2 separate regions of the Homo sapiens genome follow, and region 1 is linked to region 2. A link is a loop called in an ENCODE intact Hi-C map of the cell type or tissue named here. Cell type or tissue: heart right ventricle. All regions are shown on one strand. Links, peaks and the distances in the headings refer to the core of each region. The heading gives the core; the rest is flanking DNA. Region 1 overlaps ANKMY2 (ankyrin repeat and MYND domain containing 2). Region 2 overlaps BZW2 (basic leucine zipper and W2 domains 2).

Region 1 (10,279 bases), core at 961-8,960, 61 kb before region 2:
TATCTTAGTACAATTTTGTGTTATAAGAATTTAGAACAGTATGAAGGAAATTATAAATTTTGACTGCAATGATTACTATGCATTATCTTGGTTCTAGTACCATGTGATTTATAAAAACTTTCCCATGGGCAAAGTAAAAAGAAGTAATATTAATAAATTTTGATGCTCCATAGAGATATAAACCCACCATGCTATAAATTTTCTATTTATTCTAGTGTTTTTATAGTATTTCAGTGTAAATATCCAGAAAAGGAAATAATTTGAAACAATACTGCTAATCTACTAGAAGTAGAAGAGAATATTCCCATGTTCAAAATACATGATGCAAGTTAATTTAAAATATTATATTACAGTTGTAAAGATGAAATAACTTAGTATCAGACAGAATACTAAATGTCCATCTCTACTCAAACTAGAAAGGTAGTGATAAATTTCATAAAATGTTATCATATTGTAATTCATCAATTCTAAGATGCATCTCACTTTTATATTTAAAATCTCCAGAATTTTCACTTTACTAAAGTCTCACAAATTACCATCAGTTTACACTCCCCTCATTTAAAAAATATCTAGATGAATTTTTAAATTTATGACATCTTAGACTCAATGATATGCAAGAGTAAAAATCCTCACGTCCTTGTCATTTCCCAAAGATAACCTTGTAGGTAGTCTGCTTAACTGAATAGCATGAGAAACAAGCTTCTACAATTCTTTAGATACAATCCCCTTAAAAATAAAGTTCCTCTCCCATAATTCTTAAGTCAAAGAATCAATCAACATTAGGTTATTACATTGGAATTCTATGTCATTAAATGCAGCATCCATTCATTCAGCAAATATTTAATGAGTGCTTAATACATGTCAGACACTGATCTATACATTGGAGGTAGCAATAAGCAAACTTCATGCCTCCCATAGTCTAAGTCCCTGGGACTTACAGTACAGGTGACTAGATGGATGGTGATACAAGTGCTGGAAGAAAATAACATTAAGCAAAGGAGAGTAGTGCCAGAGGGAAAGAGAAGACTATTATTTTAAAGAGGACATTCAAGGAATGTCCCGCTGAAAAGGTGGCACTTGAACAAAGCCCTGAAAGGAGTTAGGGAGGCAAGGAATGCAGATAACTACAGGAAGGATGCTCCAGGGAAAGGGAATGAAAGTGCAAAAAACTTTGTGCTGTGTTCAAGGATCATCACAGAGGCCAAGTCTGTCTGCAGCCCACTCAATCTTCAGGAACACATAGGAAGCTTCTTGTCTTGATTCTGGTACTTCTATTTGAACATTAAATATGATGCTAAAGTTTGTGGAAGGTTTCTGCAAACCTATCAGGTTACAGAAGAGTCATTCTATCCTAATTTGTTAGTTTATACCATCAAAGGTTATTACATTTTATAATATACATTTTAGCATCTGTTGTGGTGATCCTATTTGTTTCTCTTTTATTCTGTAATATAGTGAATTACACTGAAAGGTTTTCTAAAACTGAACTATCCTAACATTCTTGGAAAAACCTTACTTGGCTATGATATCTTATAATCCTTTTAACAGATGGCTGCATCAACCTGCTAACATTTTTAGAATTTTTGCCTCTGTATTTATAAAGTGAATTGGGTCCATAGTTTTGTGAAACTTCTTACTATTTGGCATCAGCATTATGCTAGCCTTATCAAATAAATGAGTTGAGTATCTTCCCATCTTTTTCTAAACTAATGGTATAATTAGTGTAAAATGAGAATTAACTGGTCCTTAAAGTTTGATAAAGCTTACTCTGGTTTGCAGCTTTTGAAGGTGGTAGGAGATTTAAAAATATTTATACAAATTTTCCTTAATTATTGATTATTCCAATTATTGATTATTCCAGTTTTTCTACTTTTTTTTTTTTTTGAGACAGAGTCTCACTCTGTCACTCAGGCTAGAGTGCAATGGTGCAATCTCAGCTCACTGCAACTTCCGCCTCCAGGGTTCAAGCGATTCTCCTGCCTCAGCCTCCCAAGTAGCTAGAACTACAGGCGCCCGCCACCACGCCTGGCTAATTTTTGTATTTTTAGTAGAGAAGGGGTTTCACCATGTTGGCCAGGCTGGTCTCGAACTCCTGACCTCAGGTGATCCAACCGCCTCGGCCTCCCAAAGTACTGAGATTACAGGCGTGAGGCACTGTGCCCGGCCCAGTTTTTCTACTTCTATATGAGATGAATATATTCATTTTAATTTTCTACAAAGATCATATGGGTTTCCAAATGTGTTATCTTAATAAAAAAGTTATGACAATCTTCTTTATAATTGCAGTTATGTTTTTCTTTCTCCCTCCCTCCCTCCTTCTCTTTCTCCTTTCTTTCCCCCCGTCTTTCCTTCCTTCCTCTCTCCCTCCCTTTCTCCTTTCCTTCCTTCCTCCTTACTGTTTATACATGTTGTTTTCTTGCTTGTACTTCCCAAGCTGTATCTATATTTTGGTTTTAAGTTGATAATTTTTACTGTTTTTTCTTTCCTGTTTTATTGAGATACAATTCATATAGCATACAATTTACTCAATTAATTTGTACAAATAAATCGGTTTATTATACTCACAGAGTTGTGCAGCCATCACCACAATCAATTTTTGAATATTTTCATAATCCCTGAAAGAAACTCCATACCCATTAGCAGTCATTTCCCACTTCACCCCCACTCCCTTACTCAGCCCCAGTCATCCACTAATTTACTTTCTGTTCCTATGAATTTGCCTATTTTTGGTATTTTGTATAAATGGAATCCTAAAATATGCAATATTTTGTGACTGACTTCTTTCACTTAGCATTAATGTTTTCAAGGTTGATGCATGTTGTAGCAAGTATCAGCATTTCTTTCATCTTTGTAACTGAATAATACCCATCATAGGATTATACTATATTTTGTTGATGTATTCATCAGTTGAACATTTGGGTTGTATCTACCTTTGACTATTATGAATAATGCTGTTATAAACATGCATTTGCATATGCAAAATTTTGTGTGGATATATGTTTTCATTTCTCTTAAGTATATATATAGGATTTCTGGGTCATATGGTAACTCCATGTTTAATCATGTGAGGAACTGCGAGACTATTTTCCAAAGTGGCTACACGATTTAACATTCCCACCAGCAATGTATGAGGGCTCCAATTTCTTTACATCCTTGCTAATACCTGCTATACCACCTTTCTGATTATAGCTATCCTGGTGGATATGAAGTGGTATTTCATTGTGCTTTTTATTTGCATTTCCCTGATGGTTAATGATGTTGAGCCTTTTTTCATTATGTATTGATCACTTGTATATCTTCTTTGGAGCAATATCTATCCAGATCCTTGGCTCATTTTTTAATTGAGTTATATATTGTTTTATTATTGAGTTGTAGAAGTTCTTATTATTTTCTAGTTACAAGTTCCTTATCAGATATAATTTATAAAATTTTTCTCCCATTTTGTAGACTGTCTTTTCACTTTCTCGGTGGTACGCTTTGAAACACAAAAGTTTTTAATTTTGATTATTTCCAGCTTATCTATTTTTATATTGTTGCTTATGTTTATCTGCTTTTAAAATTTTTTATTTCTGTTTTTTCTAAATCATTTCTTTTTTTAGTATACTTACTCTTTTAATAATTTCATGAACTGAAAGCTCAGAACACCATAAAGATTAAAAGTGCAATGATAAACACTACAAAATTTCTTTTGAGTATCACTTTGGCCAGCAAACAAAGCTTTTGATAAATGTTGTATTTTCAGTTGTAAACAGTCAGCAATTTTTATTCCTATATCTTCATTAACCTGAGAATTATTTAGAGACAAAAAAACAAATTCCAAGATATGTGCTTCATTATTTGGATTATATTTTTGTTTCTTTTCGAATGTATTATACTACATTTAGCAAAGCTGTCTGAAATAAGCTACAATTTCCGTTATAAAATAGTATAATACATGGATTAATTTTTATCAATGTTACATGTAAAGAAGATATACTATTTTTTTCTGCTAATATACAGTCCATGTACTGTTAATTGGGTTGTCCAAATTTTCTACATCCTATGTTACTTTTTTTCTATTTAATCTGTTAGTTTCTAAAAGGTGCTATTGCGATCTTACAGATTTCTCCTTTGAGCACCATCATTTTTTTCTTTATGAACCTCAATGCCTATAGCTGATAAGTTTATAAGAAAAGGCTTAAGGCTATTATGTTCTTGGTGTATTATTAATTTAATATATAAGACAGAATATCCATATAATTATTTTTTGCTTTAAACTTTATTTTGTCTGATATTAATTTTGCTACCCATGTGTGGGTAAAGAGTTAACAGAACCCCTTTCCCTTCTGCATGAGAAATTGAAGTTCAATGAACTTTTTAGCACTAGACTGTGCTATATAATATAGTAGCCACTAGCCACATATGGCTATTTAAATTTAACTTCTAATTAATTAAAATTAAACAAAATTAGAAACCGGTACTTCTAGCCAAGATATAGTAACAGAAACCAGAGTTATCTTCTTCCTAGAGTAACAGAAAAACAGACAAAATAACAATTTGCAAGACACTGTCGGTTAGGCAATAAAACACATGATCCCTGAGAAAGGGAAAGCAACTGAATTGGCTCCTGCAATTGCCTAGCTTATAACCTTAAGAGGGTTTATAGGTTACAGTATATGGAGAGGTCAGCCAGACTGAGCCTGGCAGACTGCATTGAGGCGATGGAGTTGAGCATCCAGGGTCACCAAGTTGGCTTAAGTTCCCAGGAAGAGTAAAAGAGAGAAGAGAGCTGCACAGAAAGGGAATTCTAAAGATCTGCAGAGGGTTTCTTCAGAGTGTTTGGCTGGAGTACTGATCAACACACGCGTATGTGGAAACTACCCAAGCCTGGGCAAATAACTAGCTGACAGCATTACAAGGAATAGCATCCAGTGCTCACACAGGGCCAGGAAGAGTGCCTGTTCCCACCAGCCAGGCTTGAAAACCTCAAGCATCTGAGAACATTGCATAGAGGACAAGGAAGTGCCTTAGTTCAACACCAGGAAAAAAATCCTTTACTGAGCATTTTGCTAGTTCCACCTAACAAACATTAAAAACTAGAACTGAAATAATCAAACTGCTTCCAAGTAACTTAACTGTGTTCATGAAAAAAAGCTCAGGAGTATTTATCAAAATACAGAATCATACAGCACCCAGTAAGGTAAAATTGACAATGTCTAGCACCCAATAAAAAACAATCAAACATGGAAAGAATAAAAACATACAACCCATAAAGAGAAGATAAATCATTCAAAAGAAATAAAAACAGATGTCCATACCAACATTTGTACATAAATGTTCATAGAAGCTTTATGGTAATCATCCCCAAACTGGAAACAACCCAAAACTCTAACAGCTGATGAATGGATAAAAAGATTATGGTATACACATACAACAAAAAAAACTACTCAGCAAGAAAAAGGAATAATATATGCTACAGCATGGGTGAATCTCTATGCTAAATAAAAGATGCTAGATTAAAAAAAGAGTACTTATTGTGTGATCTCATTTATATGAAATTCTTGGAAATGCAAACTAATATATTGTGACTAAAAGCAAATTAATGCTTTTTGCAGGAGTGGGTGGGGAAGGGCAGGAAGGAGAGATTACAAAGGGGTATGAGGAAATCTTTGAGGTAATGGATATCTACGTTATCTTGATTATAGTGATGGTTTTACAGGTATATACATATGTCAAGCTTAACAAATTTTACACCTTAAATATGTATAGCTTATTATATATTAATTATACCTCAATAAAGCTGCTAATAACCGAAAGAAATGAAGGAATCTAAATATCCATTTCCTCAGTCAAACTTCCCTTATTTGAAGTGTTTAATGGTCACACATGGCCAATGGCTACTGTAATGCTCAGATGTTACCACCATTTCCAAAACTTATTTTAGAAGCAACTATTCTAGGAAATTGAGTTTAGGTTCACTTAACTTTCCCTAGAACTGAAGTTGCTGGATCAAATAATATACTCAGTTAAAATTGATACATATTCCAAAATTTTCTACAGAATAGTACATCAATTTACACTTAACCATTAGCATTTAAAAGTCCATTTTTCCCCATGCTTGACAAGAAATAATATGATTTTGACTTTATTTGCACTTATTTGATTACTAATAAGACTAAACTATTTTTACATGCTTATTTTTCTTTTATGACCTATTTGCTTACATTTAGTTTAGGAATTATTAGTGTAATATGAGCAAAAATGCTAGAAAAAAAACTTGTATTAAGAGATTTGAAGGCTGAGCGTGGTGGCTCATGCCTATAATCCCAGCACTTTGGGAGGCCAAGGCAGGAGGATCATGAGGTCAGGGTTCGAGCTCAGCCAGGTGAATATAGTGAAACCCTGTCTCTACTAAAAATAGAAAAATTACTCAGGAGTGGTGGTGGGTGACTGTAATCCCAGCTACTTGGGCGGCTGAGGCAGGAGAATCACTTGAAACAAGAAGGCGGAGGTTGCAGTGAGCCAAAATTGTGCCACTGCATTCCAGCCTGGGCGAAAGAGCAACACTCCATCTCAAAAAAAAAAAAAAAAAAAAAAAAAAAAAGGATATATTATCTCTTCTTATAGGAAGTAAAATCCTTTATTAAACTTCTAAAATCTTACCTCGTCCAAACAGTTGACACGAACATTCTTGCTGGATAATAATGTTCCAGCTTCTTGGACAGTACCTAAAAAAAAAAAAAAGATGAAAAGTAAGGTTATTCGTCACTAGAATAAGAGAAAAATCTAACATCAAGGAAATAAACCTTAAGGAGTTATCTGTAAGAGTACATCTAGTCAGTGTAGGTTGCTAAGAAATGAAACATCCAATCACATACTATTTATTTTACAAAGTAATTGTCCAGTAGAATAGATTTACAGAAACTAAAAATAGCTCCATCTTGTTTTTATTTTCACTGACCTTAAAGTATATTACATTGGCCACATTTTCCTTTTGGCGGTAATACAATAACCACAAAGCATAAGACTTAATACTGAAAAAAAATCTTAAAGGGTATCTAATCCAAATCACCATCTGAAGCTTAAATTCCAGTCAATGTAATACTTGGAATTCAAAATGCAGTCAGTATTTATATAATTTGTCAGCACCACATCTTGTGAATTGATGACATATTTATAATAGAGTGCTTGGTTTGGAAATACTTAGGTGAAACACATCTTCAATGCCTAGTACTACATTACAGTGCTCTATGATCAGTACTCACCACCCTGAAAGTCAACTAATGTAAACCTTAAGGTCACTCCTCTGTAAATTTGGAAAGAAGCTATAATTGGGCCAAAGTTGTCAGGTTTTTCCAGTCTTCTATAAGGCATAATGACAGAAGCATACTTGCAGGAGAGAATGTTGCTATTATCATTAGTACAAGCCAGCCACACATTTTGCCAAGAAATTTCTGGTTTTACTGGGAAGAGAAGAATGAAATTGAATGTGCTGAGGGAGAAAGGCTAAGATAAGCCTCTCCTATAAAAGAACATAAAAGAATAGGTAAGTCTCCCAATCAGGTTATTTCCTCTCTTTAAATTTAGACTTGTAGTGCAAGACTGTGCTAAACTCTGCTAGCCTTCTAGAGTTAAAGGTGAAATGCAAAATAAAGATTAGCATGCTTTTTTCTCTCTGACCCACTTCTTAAGCAAGTCACCTGAGTTCCCCTCACCAACAGAGAAAAAACAGAAACATCTCCTAGATAGAGAAGTAGCTCTGTTGGGAAAATGTCAAGTGAATGATCTACACGTCCCTGGAGTATGATAGCAGCTATTTTTTTTATAAATAATGCATTTTTCTGACCCTGTATTCCATCTGAAAGCAGTTAGTATCACTGGCTGAATCGCTATGCAAGGGCAAAGCTCTTGTGTGTGTGAGCATGCGAGCCAGTTCTACATGAAACCTTATTCGTATCTGTGTCTTCTCATCAGAGACTTTCTCAAAAATCTTTATAGAAGAATAAAACCAGAACAAAAACCCCGCACCCCAGTTTCTCTTGAGGAAGATGCTTCATCCAAATCCCATTCTCTACTGAGAACCAAAGTTATTTTCTTTTTCTATCTGCCCAAGAGATGTTTTTGCAAGAAAGGGAGAATACTATAGTGATTGTAAGCATGTCAAAACCTGCTACATGGGAAGAGTAGAATGGGGATTAAGATCATAAACATTTGGCTCTCATTAGAGAACAGGCTGATAATTCTCTAAGGTGTTTGCCAAATAGCCAACAATCTAAGTTAACATATTCTGTAAGGGAACAATATATTTTAAAGATGATGCATGTATAATGGAAAACAAACTGTTCTCTCCTGCTTAACTCTCACTCAATAGTCTCAATCCTTCACTTCTGACACCAGATATATGGGGTTTCCCCCATAAACACCAAGCAATTCTCCATTGGACACCAATGGGGTATCCTATAATTTAACTCATTTCTAACATTGTTTATCTAAAGTTAGTCAGATCTTACAGGTCAAGGGCTCAGTCCACAAGACCGTCCCCACTTCAGATGCCAATCATAAGCCCCTGTACTTCTGACTGGCTATAAATCAGGGTTCCCATGATCCCCTCCTCAGGTTCCATAATTTGCTAGGACAGCTCACAGAACTCAGGGAAACACTACTTACATTTACCCATCAATTACAAATAATATTACAAAGGACAAAGATGAACAGCCAGATGGAAGAGGGGCAAAGAGCAAGGTATGTGGCACTTGGCACAGAGATTCCATGCTCTTTCCAGGCACTCATTCTTCCAAGAACTTCCACGAGTTCAGCAATCTGGAAGCTCTCTGCAACCTGTAGTTCAGTAATATTTATGCAAGCTTGATTACATAGGTGTGACCTATTATTAAGTCAGTCTTCAGCTCCTCTCCCTTTCCTGAAGATGCGGGGAGGGGTGGAGTTGAAAAATTCAACCTTCTAATCATGGCTTGGACTTTCTCATGACCAGCCCCCATCCTGAAGCTATCCAACAGTCGCCTCATTAGAACAAAAGACATTTCTAACGCCCAGGAAATTCCAAGGGATTAGAAACTCTGTGTCAGGTACCAGGGTCAAAGACCAAATATTAGAACAATAGATGCACCTAGCACCCCATTGTTCAGGAGATTATAAGGGTTTTAGGAGCTCTGTGTTAGGAGCCAGTGGCAGAGACCAAATAGATATTTCTTATTATATCCTACATGTACACGTACCCACAATCACACTAAGGTTAGCCTTTTGAAATGCAGGGGCTGGAATGAGAAAAATAATCTGAAACAGATTGGGCTTCTAGAGGGTAAAAATAGATTTGGAACATGGATGAGCAAAACACTCCAAGAGGAAAAACTGTGATGATTTCCAATTCGGTGTTCACAATGTAATGACATTAGTCGGAAATTATAGAAGGTCCAGAATAGCATGGAAATGTGAAACACATGGCTCACACAGAAGGATTTTTACTTTATGTCATTCCTACTGTCCATAGTAGACTTAAATAATATTTTACAAGTAAGTGTAAAAGATTAATTGCTTTATTCTGGGAAATAAATATGTTAAATCTGATTTAACAAACTGCTGGGGGTGGAAGATAGAGTACTATAAGAAGGGATGTGCAAGGAGCCAACATTTACCTTCATTGGAGATAAGAAACAACAGACCTAAACTAATTAAAGTAATAATTAGTGATTTATTTCCCTTTAGAGAATTCCTCCAACTGCTCAAACCAAAGAAGAAAATACAGCATAACCTGCCTCATTAGGGTGGAATTGATCACTTTATCTGGATGAACAAGCATTTTAGGAGAGAAAAGATTATGTACATAATATTTTCCCAGCATGGACAACATAGTGAGACCCCATCTCTACAAAAAATTTTCTAAAAAATTAGCAAGGTGTGGTGGCATGGACCTGTAGTCCCAGCTACTCAGGAGGCTGAGGTGGGAGGATTGCTTGAGCCCAGGAAGTTGAGGCTGCAGTGAGCTATGATCATGCCACTGTAATCCAGCCTAGGCAATAAAGTGAGACCCTGTCTCAAAAGAGAATGATATTCTTAGTGTTACTGCTCTCTCTTCTACTACATTATAGCTTTTTCAGGAATACTATAAAGTGGAACAAGACCTGCAAAACTTGGCCAGGCATGGTGGCTCACACCTGTAATCACAGCACTTTGGGAGGCCAAGGCGGATGGATCACCTGAGGTCAGGAGTTTGAGACCAGCCTGGCCAACATGGTGAAACCCCATCTCTACTAAAAAAAAAAATACAAAAATTAGCCAGGTG
Region 2 (10,279 bases), core at 1,056-9,055:
TTTAAACAAGATTTCCCTGGAAATACTTAAGCTGTTGCAGAAATTAAACAAGTTAATTGTGTCACAATTGCTTGATTATATTTTTATTTCTCCATCTTTGTGTTTTTCTAAGAAAATCCAGAAAAATATTTTGTTCTTGTAATTTCTATCTGCTCCCTACAATTTCTTTCTTCTTGATGCAGCAGCTGTGAAATGCCAAGATTTCTCCAGGTGGAATTGCTTTTACAGTTCTAGGATGAAGTGTAAAAATAAGACACAGCGCTGCCATCTCTTCACCTGGCCTGTTCTCTGTTGTTCTCTTCCAATGTGTTTCAGTGTGCAAGGGTCCAGTCCCATGAGATAATTCTAAGACTATCTCTTTTCCTCAAGAACACATGAAAGTAATTTTAAATGTAAATACTTGCAATTTAAATCACTTAAGAATACTTTGTTTCTTGAAGTTTACCTTAAATAGATTTGTGTGTTTAAAGTTTTTAGATTATGGTAAAAAAGGTACAGAAGTCTAGATTCTAGTTCATAATAATTTTCATTCCTCATGTTTCCTGAATGTCTACCCTGTGCTGGGCATGGTACCACAAGCTGCAGAGCCAGTAGAGAACAGGATAGAAAAGTTGCCTGCCCTCGTGAAACCTACTTTCTAGTGGACTTAGGGCAAATCCCTGTAAACAGAAGCAAAAGTCACAGAAGATAAGTGAATAGGTTGCTGAGGAAGGTGGAGGTTCATATGAAGGGAACATATTTCTTGTCCATGAGGCTGTGGGTTGTCTATAGATTAGCTCTATCTTGGCTAAGCCTGGCTTAGTTCCACATGCCTTTTCATTCGGGCACAGGCTGAGGGAGCAGCTCCCATCTGGGCCATTCTGTCTTCATGGCAAAGTACCAGAACACAGAGACTGAACTGAACGTCTCAAGTACCTTAAAAACTCACCTATGGACGCTGCCATGCCTGGCAATAGATTGGGAAAATCCAATCCACTAATAGGCTGCTTCTCCACCTCTGCAGATAGACATAGCAAGGAGGGGGTTCTCTTAATACTCTTTTGAAGAAGAGAAGGTGTATGATTGGGAACAAAGATACAATCTATCCGGTTATTTCTTAAAGCAGTAATTTTCTTAAAGATATTCACAACTATAGCCTGGTTAGCTTAATTAGATGGCTTCATTTATAAAATTCATTTTCTTTTTGGAAACACATGTCATTTAGCTGTTTTTACTAGGTTCTGTGTGTGTGTGTGTGTGTGTGTGTACATATGTGTGTGTTTGTGTATATATATGGAACATAGGTGGTGGTTTCTGCGAGAAACATATAAACTGGGTGAGAACAGCGTAGTTGCCTATGCACTATGCCTGCCTGATATTTGTTGAATCAACAAAAGAATGAGGAACTAGTGAGTCAGTTCCACTCTTTAGGAGGAAATTTTGTTTTATGAACATATACAACAAAATTCTCTTTAACTGTGAACTACTACATTTTAGGAAAAGTTGTGTATTACTAGACTTTAGCTATCACCCACTATTACAATACAGAAGAAAGAGCAATTTATAGCAACTCAGAGAGGTGAGGGGATGGGAGAAGCCAACCCTTATTACTGACAAAGAGAATAGTGATTAAGAAATCAAAGATATTGATCTCTTCCATTATTTATTCAATAAGTATGTATCGATTATATTATATGCCAGAAACTTCCAAGAGATGGGGAGATTGAAAGGAACCAAACCAACAGACCCTTTCCTTCATGAAGCTTATATTCTATTTCAGGAGAGTGGGCCATAAACTAAAAACCGTAAAATATGTATTATAATAAAGGTAAAAATTAAGTAGGGGCCAGGTGTGGTAGCTCACACCTGTAATCCCAGCACCTCAGGAGGCTGAGGCAGGTGGATATCTTGAGATCAGGAGTTCAAGACCAGCGTGACCAACATGGTGAAACCTTGTCTATACTAAAAATACAAAAAATTAGCCGGGCGTGATGGTGCACACCTGTAATCTCAGTTACTCGGGAGGCTGAGGCAGGAGAATTGCTTGAACCCGGGAGGTGGAGGCTGCAGTGAGCTAAGATCACGCCACTTCACTCCGGCCTGGGTGACAGAGCAAGACTCCGTCTCAAAACAAAACAAAACAAAATTAAGTAGGAAAGAGTTAAAGAGCTTCCAAATGTGGGCTGTAACTTTCAGTGGTGGAAAGCCCTCTGTGATAAGATGACATTGGTGTAAAGACTTGAGGGAGGTGTGGAGTGAACTGTTTAAATATCTCCACATAGAGCATTCCAGGCAAAGGGAATGGGAAATGGGAAGGCCTTGGGGCATGGGATATTGGGGACCGCAAGGGGAGAGCAGGTGAGAGCAAAAGTGTAGATAAGCTCAGAGAAGTAGCAAGGCCCATATCATCTAGGGCTTTGGCTTGTATTCCAAATAAGATAGAAAACTTTTGGAAATTCTCTGCAGAATGGTGTGTAATGTGATTTTGACTCTCAACAGGATCACTCTTGCTGTCACTTTGGGAATAGACTCAGGAGCAAGAGCAAAAGCAGAGAGACCTTAATCTAGGGATGAGATGATACAGATTTGTACCACGGTATGGTTTCTCTAAAAAAATACAAACCATGTTCCAAGTCAAAAAATGACATGGTATGATTTAGACGGGCTTCCCCTCAACTTAATCTGAATAATGATTTTCAATGTATTATATACTATTCATAAGAATTTGGAATGTAGTTCATAAGTGAACTACGAGTGATATGTTTAATGGCATATTGCTCTGAACATAACTTTAAATCAAACTTTGCAGTCACACTCTTCCTAAATAGAATATTGAATGCTAGCACAGAGTAATGGAATAAGTATTGACTTGGGGGCACACAGCTCTGTTCTTAAATATTTTTGGTGGCATAAATTGGGTCAAGCTGCTTAACCTTGTTGAAACTTGGTTTACCGTCTAGAAAAATGTCTGCTTTACACAGTTATTATGAGGAAAGTGCCAGTACATTTTGATTCATAGAAGAAACTCAATAAAAATACATTAGTTCCCTTCCCTGCAGATTTGGAAGATGTGGAGCAGTAGAGGAAATATCAGTGACGCAGTTTCAGTGTGGTATAAAATGTTTGCTTTATTATGAATGCGTGTTTGATAGCTGCTCCCACCAGCTCTCTTCTGACATTTTTGAAACATATGACTCAACAGGGGAAATTAATAGGATGATAGAACATTGAAATTTGAATCCTGACATAGGAGCCCTCCAGCTGTGTTCCTATAGGTGGTGGCAAACCCATTGCAGATCTACTGAGGCTCTTTCTGGAACCACATAGCCATTGGCCATATATATGCAAGTCTAACCAATACAAAAGCTTGGATATATTTTTTAGACCCTGCAGCAGTCTGAAAAATGTGAGAACTTTGAAAATCATCTTAATTTCATAGATGGGAGTTGAACTCACCCAGGATTAGATCATGACTAAGTGTTACTGAGATTCTGCCAAACTGTGTAGGGTAAAATGGAAATGAGGTGAAAATATGAGAGCAGCTATGGTATATTGCTCTTTTTGAAAATTTCCATCAGAATTATGTAATAAACTAGAGTTGGTAGGGTAGGTGTCTTAGACCTTTTCTATTACTTATAACAGAATACCTGAAACTGGGTTATTTATACAGAAAAGGAACTTATTTCTTAACAGTTATGGAGGCTAAGTCCCATGTCAAGGGGCTGCATCTGGTGAGGGCCTTCTTGCTGGTGGGGACTCTGCAGTGTCCCAGGAAGGCTCAGAGTATCACATGGCGAGGGGGCTGAGTGTGCTAGCTCAGGTCTCCCCTCCTCTTTTTTAAAGCCACCAGGTCCCCTCCCAACATAACCCACTAATCCATGAATGGATTAATCCATTCATGAGGGCAGAGCCCTTATAATCCAGTAACTCTTTAAAAGCCTCATCTCTCAGTATTGCCACAGTAGGGTCCAAGTTTATCTCAATTGCTTACCCTTTTTTTCTTTTTCTTTGTGAAACTGCCTGATTTCAGAAGATGTTTAGCTCAGTAAATATACCAGAGATTTGTTGTTTTGTAAAACAGTCTTTATTCTTTTCTTCCAAATGTGAGATATTCTAAGTGAAATGAAGACTTTTGTCCTTTATGCTTGCTGAAATTTGAATGGCTTGTTTTATAGCAGTCTTTTTTCCCTTTTTCAGGAACTCTTTCCAGTTAACAGACAGAGTGTGGATCATTTTGCTAAATACTTCACTGACGCAGGTCTTAAGGAGCTTTCCGACTTCCTCCGAGTCCAGCAGTCCCTGGGCACCAGGAAGGAACTGCAGAAGGAGCTCCAGGAGCGTCTTTCTCAGGAATGCCCGATCAAGGAGGTGGGAGACCACGGGCAGACATCACCTCAATACACATGAATGAGAGGAATTACATGGGCTGTGTAGCAAAGGCTTTCCTTAACAAGTCTGTCCTATGCTTATTGCTGTAAACTTTGTCCACTTATTCCTACCATTTAAATTAACTCAGCTTCAAAGTATTGATTTAGAATCCTCCATTTTTGTTAACACTCTAGGATGGTCCAGAAATTAATAGTGATTTCCACACAACTGACTTATTTTACCAGGCTGCTATGATTTTCAAAATATTTCATCTGTCAAAGAGATTTGACCATCCACTATCAGTATAGCCCATTATATGGTAGTTTTAAAATTTTGTTGCAGGTTATCTAACCTGATTAAGCATTTGTCTAGTGTTTGGAATTAACACTGGATTTTTTGTTCATCACTCTGTATGAATATGTAACAGGCTTTTTATTTGAAAAAAGTTTGAATTCCTGTCATGGGAAAAGACTAGTTGGATCAGTGACTTGTTTAATCCCACTCACACTTGGAAGAGCTGTGTTTCCCTATAATGTAAAAGCTATATTTTTTATAATACGCATATACATAGTTTATATATACATGCTATAGTTCACAAAGCAATGACTATATCTTTTTTTTATTTTTAGTGTATCTGGAGAGAGCTTTCTATTTGAAGTTTTAAAATCTTTCATGCAACAATTTAAAAATTAATATAAAGCGTCCTTTCTTTTTTTCCACGTGCTCTAAAATGCCTGACCCACACCTCCTTCCATGCTCCAAGCCCTGCTTGGCAGCTCACATGGTTGAAGCCTGGAGAATGTAGGACTGATACTATCCAGCAGGTGGAGGTGTTGGAATGACAAATATTCTTAAGTCTCATGGTATTAAGGATAGCAGTATATTTAATCATATTTCTCCAAGCAAGAATTTGTACATTATTTTCCATGGGGAAAAGAAGCAAACATAAAAAGCCTTGTGATGCTTGTAGATGCCAGGATGTCACACTTTTATGTGGCTTCCTCCAGCCAGCACAGGGACTGGGACTGCCCGGCTCCTTCTGCTTTTGAAGGCTGCTCAAGTCACTGCTGGCATTTCTACACTCCAGGCCAGAAGTCAAGAAAGCAATGTGTTTCCAGCAAAAAAGAAAAGGGAGGGAAAAAAAAGGTGTTACTACTACTCACAAAGTAGTATGCTGGAGATATACGATGACTTTCAATCACTTCTGAGGCCCAAACCTCTATTTATTATTTTATTTTAAAAGGAAAAAGCCTTTCAAATAAATTTTAGGCAAGCCTATATTCCATACTCTCAGGGTTGAGTATAAATTTGCATATTTATACATAATTCAAAGGAGAAAATAAGTTGCTGAATACTGCTGAATTGATGTATATGAAATTTAAAAATTGCCTTTGCACTTACAATTTATTTACAAATTAACTTTTCACTGAGATGGGGCATAAGGATCATCAAAAGTAATCATTGAAGAATAAATTGTGGAGAATGGACCTGTACAAACCCAAGATGGTATCCATCAAGAGGTTTTAAAGTTTAGGGATGGGATAAAAGTTCACAACGCTGTTGCCTTCTTTAAATCTCCAAAAAGTCAAACTGGCTCAAGTATCCCTACTCTACTAGACTCAAAGGGGTTTCTCTATGAGGAAACAAAAATCCTCTCTTACTCCACATTATCCAGCAGCTCCTGGCCAGAGCTAAGCCTATTAATTTTGGGACTAAAAATAAATTTGCTTTGAGAACAAATCATTATAGTTTTTCTCCCTCTTCCAGTCTGAGAATGCAGACAAGGAAAGGAGAAGCTAAGCAGATTGTTTCTTAGCTGCCCCAAAACCTTGATTGACTGGGCAGCTAGCGGGGAGATGGGAGCCCTCCATCTGCCTGTTACTTTCTGACCCCATTTCCATGTAATGTAGGTGGTGCTTTATGTCAAAGAAGAAATGAAGAGGAATGATCTTCCAGAAACAGCAGTGATTGGTCTTCTGTGGACATGTATAATGAACGCTGTTGAGTGGAACAAGAAGGAAGAACTTGTTGCAGAGCAGGCTCTGAAGCACCTGAAGGTAACAGCCCTTAGCAAGGAACTGACCCAGCCAAGGGCAAACTGCAGCTTTTTTTGTTTGTTTGTTTGTTTGTTTGAGAGTGCAGTGGCACGATCTGCGCTCACTGCAACTTTGAACTCCTGGGCTCAAGCCACCCTCCCTCCTCAGCCTCCCAGGTAGCTAGGACTACAGGCGCGTGCCACCACGTCTGGCTAATTTCTTCATTTTTTGGTAGAGATGTAGTCTCGCTGTGTTGCCCAGGCTGGTCTTGAACTCCTGCATTCAAGCTATCCTCCTGCCTTGGCCTCCCAAAGTGTTGGATTGCAGGCATGAGCCACCACGCCGGGCCCAAATTTGTCTTAATTGAGAGTATGACAAATGGGTTCCAACTACAATTACCCTAGACTCAGACTAAACATATACTTCCTAATTTTTTTCCAAGTTTGCACCCAGCGTTCATGAGAACATAGCAGTGAGTAAACTGTCCATGTTACTTTGATCAGGGAAGGCCCTTTGGAAGAGATAAGTATTGAATTGAGTAAGTCTCAGAAAAACAATGGCTATGCCTCAGTGTCAGAAAGTCAAGGATATTTCTAAATGAATGCTTTTTATCCCAGCAGCTCATCAAGATTCCTTCCCTGTACCCACTAAGAGACCAAATATGAGAATCTGCCTATATTAAAGATAATTGCTGGCCTGCTATGTCTAAGGGATATTTCGAAAATGAGGTCATATCCTCATAGAATATCCATTGTATTATTGGACTGTGGCTCTGCCATTGAAAAAATGTGAATCTTCTTCCCAGTTCCCTCACAGGTCGACTATACTGCTTTGTTCCTACTGTTCTGTTCCCCTCACCCCATTGGGCACAATATGATGATAAAAGGTGTCAATCCTGAAAGTCAGTCTTTTCTAAGCAACCCTCCAGGTTACTGTTATAGTTCCAGCAGTGTCGGCTCTGTACCTCCCACGCAAGTGACGGCTTTTACTCTCCACTTCTGTTCTAGCAATATGCTCCCCTGCTGGCCGTGTTCAGCTCCCAAGGCCAGTCAGAGCTGATCCTCCTCCAGAAGGTTCAGGAATACTGCTACGACAACATCCATTTCATGAAAGCCTTTCAGAAGATTGTGGTTCTCTTTTATAAAGGTATCCATCCACGTGCCACTGCTGTGCTTCTGTGTTTTGCTGAAGCTCTTTGAGAGGCAGAGCAGGCAATGAGGCAGAGGAGGTCATGGGGCTCTGTTTAGAGAGGGACAGCAAGATGCTAATTTGTGAAAGTTTTATTGAGGCAACCATACCATGTAGAGAGAGGAGGCATACACGCCATATATGCGTTGCCTTGGAAACCCTGCTTAGGCCCCTGGGCACTTCTCATTGGTAGATGAACTGGTAATTGTTTCTTGGGGTTGGTGGAAAAAAAATGTAATTATATAAAATTGAGCCTGTTTTTGAATTGTAAGGATTAGCTCTAATAACAATGATTATCAAAATAGTATATATATTATGTTCAGACTCTTTTAGGTACCATAAATCTGACTTTAAAATTACTGAAGTAATTAGCCTTTTTACTTTGTATTTTAGTTACTTGGCCCAGCCATTCTCCTGTTTTCCAAGGGAATGGCTATTTTTAGGTTTTCACATTTACTGTCTTTTCATTGTATTTATAAGGATTAGGTTGCTATGACAACTGGCACTAAAATATGAATGCTAAAGGTTTTAACCGATCCCAATCTGTATACCTACAGCATACAGAAATGTCCTAGGCTATTTTTTGGGCCTACATTTATGTAGTTTTGTGAGGGAGAAAAAGGAACACTTAAGAAGTGGTACATTTTGAACATTATAACATGTTTATTTTATGTTATTATGTTCATAAATATCATATCAGAAAAGTTAAAATAATACCAGCCAAATGTTTATTTTCCCTTTCATGTGTTCCTAAATTTGTCTCTTTTGAATTATATCTTGGGAATTTGGAAAATAAAGGTTTTAGATAAATAATAGCTCTTTTAAAAATGCTTAATAGCATTTCACAATGAATTTTTATTGGCCACGTAGATTCCTCAAATGAATGAATCTTGTCCACAAGTGTTTGGGTGATATTTTACTTTTTCAGGGCACAGAGGTATTCAGCAACAATTATAATAGTCAGGAGGAAAATATGATGGCCACCCATTGCCACTTGAAGTTCAGTAATTGGTATTTTCTCCAACCAGACCTGAGTTGGGTCTTCTTGGATTTAGTCATAAGATAGCAGTGTCCTAAAACTAGGCCCCACCCAATGATACCCAAAGTGATCCACCCATCAGAACCAAACCTGCAAGCCATGTTACCAATTCATAGATGGTACCCAGCAGCCAAGAACGAGAAGTGGGGCCCAACCTTCTGTGGCCACAGCTGGCTCCATTTGTAAAACTGGCAGAGAGACCTATGGGACAGGTTTCACATTTGTTTTGAGGGTGGTCAATTTTTTCCACTACGGAAAACCAAACTGTTCGTAAACTAGTTAGTTACCTGAACATAGTTTGCTTTCTTGTCATATAAAAGATAACCCAACCAGTGTTTCTCACCAATTTTTTTTTTTAACTGAGACATCGTTGTCGGAGTCTCATCTTCAGGAGCACCCTATCGTATTATTGTAATGAAATCACAAAGAATCAGCAAACCCATTGTTACGGGAAATGACATCTAGGTGGCACATGAACTATTAAAATCCTTCAGATTTCTCATTTTAACCACTAATGCCAACCTCCTTTTCCTTTAGACTTAGACTTCTTATAACAACTACTGACAGGTAGTAAAACTGGCTACTTTGAGTTTTTTCTTCTTCATCAGCCCCAGATGCTAAGGGTCAGTATGACCTGAAATTAGAAAATAACTCAAGAAGTAAGCACTAGGAAGTAAAAAGAAGAGGCATGAGCTCTTAGGCTCATTGATTAACTAGGTAATCAGCGTTTAAATAACCTAAAGTTAGTGAGGTCTGTGGCAAGTATGACCTGGCCCCAGGGAACACAGGAAGGGTGAGTGTCAACATCAATTTTATTTCTGCCTTAGTTATTTTTGGAAATGAAATTGGGAAACTTTTTTAAAAATGTAAACCTAAAACACATCACTGAACTAACATTTTCAATACCATTTTCTAGGTAATTTTGTAATTTTCCACAGAATGATATATATAGTCTGTTTTCTTAAGTGAAATGATTCCATGTTTTCTCTGGAGAACATGCAATCCCTGAGGAATGATTGTTCCATACCACCGTTAAGAGCGTTACTGTGTTAACTATGTTTACCATCTTGTCTCTTTTTTGCCAGATTTTTACTTTCACCTTATTTTGTCCACCAAACACTTGTGCACCAGGAGACATGTATTTGATTTGTTTCTGTAAAGATTTGGATGCTCTCATTCCGTGTTTTATATGCCTAGAGGGAGACTTAGTAAACAGTGAGTGTTAAAGCACTCCTTTCCTAATATGCCTAAGAATTACCCAGAGAGCTTGTTATAAAACACAGCTCCCCCAGAGATTCTGATTCAGTAGGGCCAGGGTTGGGCCTGAGAATTTTCATTTTAACAAGTTTCCAAGCTGATGCTCTGACTGTTGTACCAGGACCACTGGTGTAAAGTGTATAGCATTCAAGAAGCAACAGATGCTATGAACTCCAGTGACATGTTCAAGATTATACTTACCTTTGATTTCATGTACATACCCACATTTTACACATATGGAGTAGTGTCTTCTCTGCTTCTTTTACCAAGTTTCTGTGGATTCCTTTTGTTTGTCATAAGGAACGTAGTGCTCTAAAACAAGTTTTTAAAATGTAATGGAAACCGTTGCTCCATTTTAATTTTCATTTTTATCTCTCTCTGACACACAGAGCACACACAAACATATACATGG

The links. A loop is a pair of places that touch in the nucleus more often than their neighbours do. Peaks named below come from ENCODE experiments on the same cell type or tissue, not always from the same donor. Only the 100,000 strongest peaks of a DNase experiment are listed, where the experiment ranks them.
Region 1: a loop joins it to region 2, with 2.0 times the contacts of the local background. A loop is called at or near these places in 14 of 110 quality-filtered maps.

The regions. Positions count from the first base shown.
Region 1 is chr7:16,629,749-16,640,027 of GRCh38, forward strand. It overlaps ANKMY2 (ankyrin repeat and MYND domain containing 2), which reads right to left. Exons shown (of 10, transcript NM_020319.3): 2 at 6,643-6,707. Among named protein-coding and RNA genes, the nearest start is that of ANKMY2, 11 kb to the right of the region's middle. In heart right ventricle, for the core only: no CTCF peak of the experiment used is centred there; no DNase peak of the experiment used is centred there; H3K4me3 peaks cover 303 bases; H3K27ac peaks cover 3,441 bases.
Region 2 is chr7:16,690,658-16,700,936 of GRCh38, forward strand. BZW2 (basic leucine zipper and W2 domains 2) reads left to right here. Exons shown (of 12, transcript NM_014038.3): 8 at 4,177-4,347; 9 at 6,258-6,404; 10 at 7,391-7,529. Among named protein-coding and RNA genes, the nearest start is that of BZW2, 50 kb to the left of the region's middle. In heart right ventricle, for the core only: a CTCF peak has its summit at 5,167 (motif pointing right); no DNase peak of the experiment used is centred there.